3 separate regions of the Mus musculus genome follow, and regions 2 and 3 are each linked to region 1. The links are chromatin loops, found by intact Hi-C in ENCODE. Cell type or tissue: left cerebral cortex. All regions are shown on one strand. Region 1 holds the start of Dlgap4 (DLG associated protein 4). Region 2 overlaps Dlgap4 (DLG associated protein 4). Region 3 overlaps Dlgap4 (DLG associated protein 4).

Region 1 (2,500 bases):
CCATCTCTGAGTCCTCACAAGCCAAGTGTGGCTCTGTGACCCGTCCTAACAGATGTTTGAGGCTTGTGGCATGGGGACAGCCTTCTGTGGTCACTGTTTTACCCGGCTCCAGACAAACGGCTGTTTAGACTGTGATCAGCTTTTCACTTATAGTCAGTGCTGCTGTAAAGCCTCGGTGAACAAGGCCCTGAAACCCTTTTCTGAGGCCGGTCGACACCTGCTCATTTTAGCCAGCTACACAGTGCAAGGCCACTGTTCAGCCCTGCCAGAGGCTTCCGAATCCATAGAGGTCTTCTTAGCTACCCAAGGGAAGGGACCTTGTTCCTCTCCAGTGACAGCTGCCTGAACCTACAGTCCCTCCTCTCCTGCCCTTCACCCTCCTCTAGGACTCCAAACTGACCTTTCCTCTGCCTATCTTAGCCAGGAAGCCAATTCCTGCAGCATGGGTCATGGCAGATCTCCTCTGGGCCAGTAGCTGTAGTTGGTGGGAGTCCAAACAGCACAAACCCTGGGAGAAAGGGAAGGTTGGTTGTTTTTTTTTTTTTTTTTTTTTTTTTTTTTTGAAGGGAGGCATGGGTGGGCCAGTAGTGTGAGAAGCTGGTACATGAAATTGCTCTGGGTCTTGAGGGATGAGTAGGAGTTTGTCACTGAGAGATGGTGGGAGGGCATTGCAGGCTCAGGCAAGAGGAGAGGCTAGGACTAGAATAGTGGGGTAGAGATGTGAGGAGGGTGGGCAGGCAGTGGAAGAGAAGAAAGAGGCCTGGAGGAGCCTCAGTTGCATACCTAGTATTCTCCAGGGACAGCTGTGTGGGAGCCAGGGGAGGAGGCACATCCATTTGACACCTATTGAATGCCATGATCCAGTACGAAGAGCTTACCTCTATTCTTTATCTCTTCGGTTTCTTAAGGAGGTAGATGCTTATGTGGTCCCGATTGTGCGGGTAGAAAAACGAGCTCAGGGAGAAGCACGGACTATGGTCCGTGATCACAGAGCCCCCGTGAGAGGGAGGACAGGTGCCCGGCCACGAATTCCAGAGATGCGTTAGCCAGCCAGGTACTGCTGCCCAAAACAAGGGTTCTCCAGGAAGCGGGTCACCGGGAGGGGGCACCCGATCCTAGAGGCAAGAACCCTAACGGGAGAAAGAGGGGTGAGAAGAAGCCTGACTCCCGCAGCGAGACCCAGACCAGCCGCATCTTTCCCGTGCCTCAGTTTTCCTACCCCACAGTGAACGCAGCCAAAACACCTTCCTGCCGACCCACTCAATAACCCAGGTTTCCAAGTTCGCGCGCCACCGCGGCCAGCGCTGTGTAACCTCGCTCCGGTAGTCTGCCCTCTCTGGACGATCGGTCGCAGATTCCCAAGCGCTCTTTCCGCTACACACCCAGCGTCCGCAGCCGCGGTGCCCCTCCCCTCCCCTTCCCTTCCCCGGGCGGGCGGCGGGGGTGGCGCGCCGGGCCCCGAGCGGCCCCCGCGGTCCCCCGCAGCCCCGGGCCCCCGGCCTGATCCGCGCCTGGTTTTGGGCGCAGCCGCGCGGCCCCCTCCCCCGCGCGCGTCTCCCCGCCCCCCGCCCCCTCCCCGCCGCTCTCGGGGAGCCGGGGCCGCGCGGCTCCTCCTCCCGCAGCCGCATCTGGGGCGCCGCGCCGGCCGGAGGAGAGGCATGGGGCGCCCGCGGGCCGGGGCCGGGGCCGGGGCCTAGGCGAGCGAAGCTTAGAGCGAGCGGAACGAGCGAGCGAGCGGAGCGGGCGCAGCGCAGAGGCCGAGTGGACCGAGGCGGTCGAGCGCAGGGCGCAGGTGAGCGCGCGGGGGTGGCACGCGTCAAGACCCTCCTCCGAGGCTAGATCGGGGGCAGCCCCCAGCCGCGGGCAGACCCCGGGACAGATGCGCTCAGCGACGGGGTCTCCCGGATCCTCTGACGGGCAGTGGCGCCCGGGCCTGGGGACCGACGCGGGCCGGCCCCTCCGATGCTGTCGGCCCTTCCCTGGCCGGGGCGCAGGAGCGGTTCCCGGCCCTCCATCCGCAGGCGGCTGGCAGCGGCAGCCCCCTCCCAGCCGCGTGTCCGGGCGGCCGGGGCTTCCTTGCCTTCAGCCTGCCGCACGCTCGTACTCCCTTCCCGGGATCTCCCCGGGACCGGGCATCCGGGGAGGGGGCGGGCGACCCCGCGCCGCATCGCCCCCGGAGCGCTCGTCTGCCCGGGAGGGGCCGAGCGACCCTGGCACCTGGGCTGTGGGGGGGCCGCTCACATGGCCACGGGAGGCCCCCACGTGCGGCGCCCCGCGGGAACGGGGGTTCGCGTACAGAGCGGGTGGAGGATAGACCAGGTGGCTGCGGAGGCCAGCTGGGTCCAGATGTGCAGGGCCTGCTGGGAGGGGACATGTGCTACCTGGGCAAGTGATGGTCCCTGGGCCTCCTTGGGCAGAGCTTGCCTTGTCGGATTCCCCATCCAGCCCTTCATCCATCTCCTTTCTCGCGTTCTTCTATGCTGCCTGTGTTGCGGAAAGG
Region 2 (2,500 bases), 61 kb after region 1:
TTTCATGTGCTTGCTCCAAACCTCAATTTTCTCATCTGTGATATGGGGATAATAGGATCCCATCTCAGAGTTGGTTGCAAAGTTCAGATGAGACCACCTAAGTCCCACAGATGTGGCCAGTGCTCTATGCATGGTGACTTGCTGTGGCTGATAGGAGCCTTTGGGGTCCTTGTCACAGACTCTTGCTCACTACTCTCAGGACCCACTTTCTGCCCCGTGTGTTGCTGCTGTCTCATCTCCAGCTCCCCCTCCCTGGGAGGTGGTAGGAATTCCAGACCCTTCTGGGCCCCTTTTAGCTCTACTTGAGCAAGAACTGGCAGGTTGGGGCGTCGGGCGCCATCCGCTCCCATATGCTTCCTGCTATTTAGGGGAAAACTCTCCTCGCGTTCCTCCAACCACACGGGCTGACATTTCCAGACAGACGCTGGAACCAGCTCTTTGGAGGATTGGCAGATAAATTTGGCCCAGGCTGTTGGGAAAATCTTGAGTCTTGCTGGGGAATTGGAGCCCAGGCTTGCCGACTTCTGTTCACTCTGAGACTTCTGGGCCTCTCATCCTCTGTGGGGTTGCAGATTAGGGTAAGTCTGCCCAGCTCAACCCTTCCCAGGAGAGTGCCTAGAGGGCCAGGATATGTTGGCTTCCAGCTTTTCCTCAGAGGTAGCAGGAAGGCAGTAGAGACTTCTCTATCACACACCACAGGCCACCTGGGTGTGGCTCAGCTCACCTTGGCAGATGACAGTCAGAATTAGAGAGATCAGAGCTCTAGACACTTCCTGTCTGTGTCATCTCCCAGAGATGGTGCCATTTCTCTGAGACTCTTTTAGTTCATCTGTAAAATGGGGCAATGGTAGATCTGTCTGGTGAAAAAGCTGTGGGGGTTGGGGGTGGGGAGTGCTTGGCACATGCTGCGTGCAGAGGGCTCCACAAATATGGCTCCTTGCCGTCACCGTCATTGCAGGCAGAGACTAGTGACTCAGGAGAGACCATCAGCTTCCCTTCTTCCCTGTAGCTGTGGCTGTGTGGGCAGGCCTAAGGGGGTTCACACTTTGATAAGGGACCCAGTCACAGCAATGTGTGCACAAGAACAGAGAGCTAGAAGTGCCACATGACCATACCACACATGTGTGTATATGCACCCCCACGCCCCCAGCCTGGTGTCTCTTACCCTGTTGGGTCTGGGACACTTATCACTTGGTTCTGCCACTTGGAACTGGAAGGGGAAGGCCAGGCCTACCTGGAGTCCTAGTCTGGGGAGACCAAGTGGCAGCCACAGTAGGAAGCTCTGCGGAAGTGTGAGTAGTTCTGGCTGGCTGGAGTAGAAAGTGGGTGGTAGGAAGACGTAGGCAGCAGTCCCAAGCTTCATTCAGCGCCTCCCAGTGGAGCTCCATGCTGGGCCTCATGCCAGACCTGGCTGGGAGGATAGGGAGGCCTCCTGCCCTCAGGAAGCTCCACATATCATCCATCAGAATCGCTAGCCTCAGCTGCCTGGATGCAGCCAGGGTCTGGTAGGAATGGCAGTCTCCTGGGGGTGGGCATCCACTTGAGGCAAACTGTCAGGGGGCCTCTCTGTAGCCTGGAGAATGGGGTAGGGCCAAAGGACAGAAGCAGAGTGGGGTCACAAGAGTAAAAGAGAACAAGAACCTGACCCTGGGGGCTTGAATACTAGATCAGTCTGAAAGGCAGTTGAGGGCCAGCCAAGATGCTTTCTGCAGGAGAGGTGAGAATCTGCAGGGAAATTGTAGAAGTGGCCAGTAGTGGACCGTGGAGTAGAGAGAGGAGCGGAGGTCAGGGTCTGAGCAGAACCCTGACGCTTGGGCAGGTAAGCTCTGGAGAGGTGAGGTATGCAAAGGAGACAGCAGCGGACACGGAGCCAGGGCCAGGAAGGCTCAGAGGAAAGGCAGGAGCTGTGGGTGAGGAGACACATCTACCCTGCTAGGACCACAGGCTGTGGTGGCAGTAGGCAGGGAGCTCCTGAGCACAGATTTCACAAACTGGCCACTGACAAATCTTTCACTTGCCTTGTCACTTTGGGGAAAATCATGTGACCTCTCTGAACTTCGGCTGAGCTTCTTAGAAACTGCACTTGGTCACATGGAAAAGAAGAAAACAAACAGGATTTATATAAACACCCAGGAGGTTGTGACAAGAATCCAGATGGAGCCGGGCGTGGTGGCACACATCTGTAAGACTAGCACTTTGAAGGTGAAAGCTGAACAATTGTGAATTTGATTGAGGCCAGCCTCAAAATTGTGGCAAGTTCAAGGCCACTCTAAACTGCACTGGGAGGCCCTGTGTCCAGACAACAACAACTCAAAGGCTAGAGATGCAGCTTAGCAATAAAGCATTTGCCTACTCTGGCGAAGGCCCTGTGTTTGATCCCCTGAACTACAGAAAGCAGGAAAAGAATGGAAAGAATGGAAGGAAGGAGAGGGGAGGGAGGAAGGGGAGATGGGAGGGACTATCCAGACAAGCCAATCTGGGACAGTGCAGCAAGTCATGT
Region 3 (2,500 bases), 50 kb after region 1:
CTTCAGACACACCAGAAGAGGGAGTCAGATCTTGTTACGGATGGTTGTGAGCCACCATGTGGTTGCTGGGATTTGAACTCTGGACCTTTGGAAGAGCAGTCGGGTGCTCTTACCCACTGAGCCATCTCATCAGCCCGGGGTCCTGTGCTCTTACTTGAGGTGAAGTGAGACCCTGGAGATGTTAGAGCTGAGGAGAGGTAAGATCCGACTTGAGTTCTCCTCTGACAGCTCTCTGGTTTCTGTGTCTGGGAGAAAGAATTAAATAATAATAATAATAATAATAATAATAATAATAATAGAGGACCAGGGCCAGCATGGAGAATCCAGGTAAGGGCTGGAAGTTACTGTGTGTGTGGCAGTACAGCTTATTGTCACATGGCTGCGGGCCCAGAGCAGTGACTTAACCTGAATATGAGAAGGGAGAGGTGTCATGAATGAACCCAGAGTTTGGGCAGCGGTGGCTGGAAAAATGGGCTTATGTGGAAACAGCTCCGGAGGAATGCTTAATCAAGAGCTCACTGCCATTATGCCTGCTAATCCCTGGCTCCCTCCCTCCGGGGTAGGGATTGAGATTCGCTGTAGTTAGGTGACCTCCTCAGGATCACATGGTTAGAAGGGCGTGCAGCCCCAATCTGGAACCAACTCTGCACACTAGGGTTTGTAATTCTCATTTAACATTCAGTTAGTAAAGGGCCTACTAGATGCAAAGTGCCACACTGAACGCCGTACCTATGGGTGAGGTGAGCGTGCTCTAATCTGGTGGCATCCCAGTCAGAAGGAACAGCATTAGTGAAACTAGACATGAAGCCTGGGTCAGACAGTGTGTTCAGCAGTGGGAAGGAGACACCCGAGAGGTCCTGGGGCCAGTGGGAACCCAACCAGTTAGGAGTCGGGTGGCTTTCCAGAAGCACATAGACCTCTGAGACAGAGGCTCCCAGATTACAGATGGCCACCAGGAAGTTCTGTGGTGTTATTTTCAGAGGCTCAGGATGGCTTTAACAGAGTTACCAAGTGAGTCGTAACTCACGTGCCCTGTGATTCGCTCATGAAAGTGTCCTATTAGGTGGCTTTTAGCTCATATCCAGAGGGCTGTGTCTATCACCACAGTCCATTTCAGAACCTCTTTATTGCCCCATAAACTGCTCCCTCCTGCCCCTCAGCTCTCACCCTGCCAGAGCCCTTGGCAGCCTCCACTGGACTTGACTCTACTTTCTATCTCTACAAAGTCAAAGCCACCTGCGACAGTCTGTGTCTGCAGCACTGGATAGGATGAGGCCTGTTGTATGGGACTTCCTTATCTTTGCATTGTATGTAGATGGTCTGTGTTGAAAGCCCAAGACTTAAATAGTGTTACACCAGCAGGGGCCGAGGGCCTACTACCCACCTTAGAGAAGAGAAAATGAGTGGTGGGGGACTTACAGCCTTCCCTCAGCAGGCGAACTTGGGGACTTCAAGGGGCCTTAGAGCCCTCCAAGTCAGGATGCTTGCCTCTGCTGTTGCCTCTCCCTTCAGCCATATGCCGGGTGAATTTGGCTCCAAGTGATAAGTTGGTAGGAACGGCATCTTCCCAAGCTGTCGCACTGAGTGTGTGGTGGATTTCTACACCCCACGATGCACACAGAGGTCTTCCAGGCACACGTCTGAGTGTGTGTCCATCCACTGAAAATGAGTCCCATGCCATCTTTCCTACTACCAGAGCCTTTGCTGGTCCTGCGTGTTTTTCTTGACGGGGGACACGCTTCCTCAGGGAGATGGGCTGCGTTGTCCTAGAACCAGAGGTCAGGGTTAAAGCTGCTGCCTGGGAGCAGAGATCAAAGGCGTGCCAGGGCTGAGGAGGTTTGGGGACACCCACATCAGGAGTCTTCCTCCTGCCCTGCCATCCTGTGTGCCTCAATTTCTTACTTTGAAAAGGAAGGAAAGTCTGTTGCACACATGACAGTGTGGAAGCTGGTGTGTGGGAGGTACCGTTTCTGGGCAGACCCCGGGGGACAGTGTGAGACCTCGGGGGACAGTGTGGGAGAGTATCCTCAGGCCTGGGATAACAGATGAAGCCGGTGAGCCTCCCAACTCAGCGCACCCTTTCCTGCTTCTTCCTGCGGTGAACTGGTCCCTGTGTCTCTTCCCAGGACTTTGTGAAGGGGCTAAGTTCACACCCTAGCCTAGCTGCTCAGATTCTGACCCTCATGCCAATGATGCCTTGGTTTCTCAGTCTCAGTTTTGTGGCCTGTAGGATGGGAGGGCAGAGGGGGATCCTCTGAGGCCTCTGGGTCAGCTAGCTGCCTTCTGGGTAGGTGTGCAGCAGAGAGTCTACTTCCCATTGACCAGGCAGAGTGGCTCGGGGAACAGACACTGCTCAGGCAAGGGACTGGAGATGCCGGGCATCCCTCTGCTCTCCCAGGGAGTCACTCAGGATGCAGGGACAGGAAGGGAACACCTCCCAGGGTGTTCCCCAAGGCAGTACCTTCTGCCAGCATCCTTCCTGCATCATCTTCTCAGACCT

Evidence for each region. Peaks named below come from ENCODE experiments on the same cell type or tissue, not always from the same donor. Only the 100,000 strongest peaks of a DNase experiment are listed, where the experiment ranks them.
Region 2: a loop joins it to region 1, with 2.1 times the contacts of the local background. A loop is called at or near these places in 5 of 42 quality-filtered maps.
Region 3: a loop joins it to region 1, with 2.4 times the contacts of the local background. A loop is called at or near these places in 5 of 42 quality-filtered maps.

Annotation. Positions count from the first base shown.
Region 1 is chr2:156,612,067-156,614,566 of GRCm38, forward strand. It overlaps Dlgap4 (DLG associated protein 4), which reads left to right and starts at 1,631. Exons shown (of 13, transcript NM_146128.6): 1 at 1,631-1,792. It overlaps Gm14169 (predicted gene 14169), which reads right to left and starts at 1,356. Exons shown (of 4, transcript NR_040372.1): 1 at 1,220-1,356; 2 at 879-1,130; 3 at 401-508. In left cerebral cortex, a CTCF peak has its summit at 1,097 (motif pointing right); DNase peaks (open chromatin) are centred at 721, 1,125, 1,567 and 2,340; H3K4me3 peaks cover 1,825 bases; H3K27ac peaks cover 1,663 bases.
Region 2 is chr2:156,673,118-156,675,617 of GRCm38, forward strand. The region is part of intron 2 of Dlgap4 (DLG associated protein 4); the gene reads left to right. Among named protein-coding and RNA genes, the nearest start is that of Gm52566, 21 kb to the left of the region's middle. In left cerebral cortex, a CTCF peak has its summit at 1,361; DNase peaks (open chromatin) are centred at 381, 1,001 and 1,299; H3K27ac peaks cover 1,795 bases.
Region 3 is chr2:156,661,817-156,664,316 of GRCm38, forward strand. The region is part of intron 1 of Dlgap4 (DLG associated protein 4); the gene reads left to right. Among named protein-coding and RNA genes, the nearest start is that of Gm52566, 9.9 kb to the left of the region's middle. In left cerebral cortex, no CTCF peak of the experiment used is centred here; DNase peaks (open chromatin) are centred at 1,526 and 1,981; H3K27ac peaks cover 1,219 bases.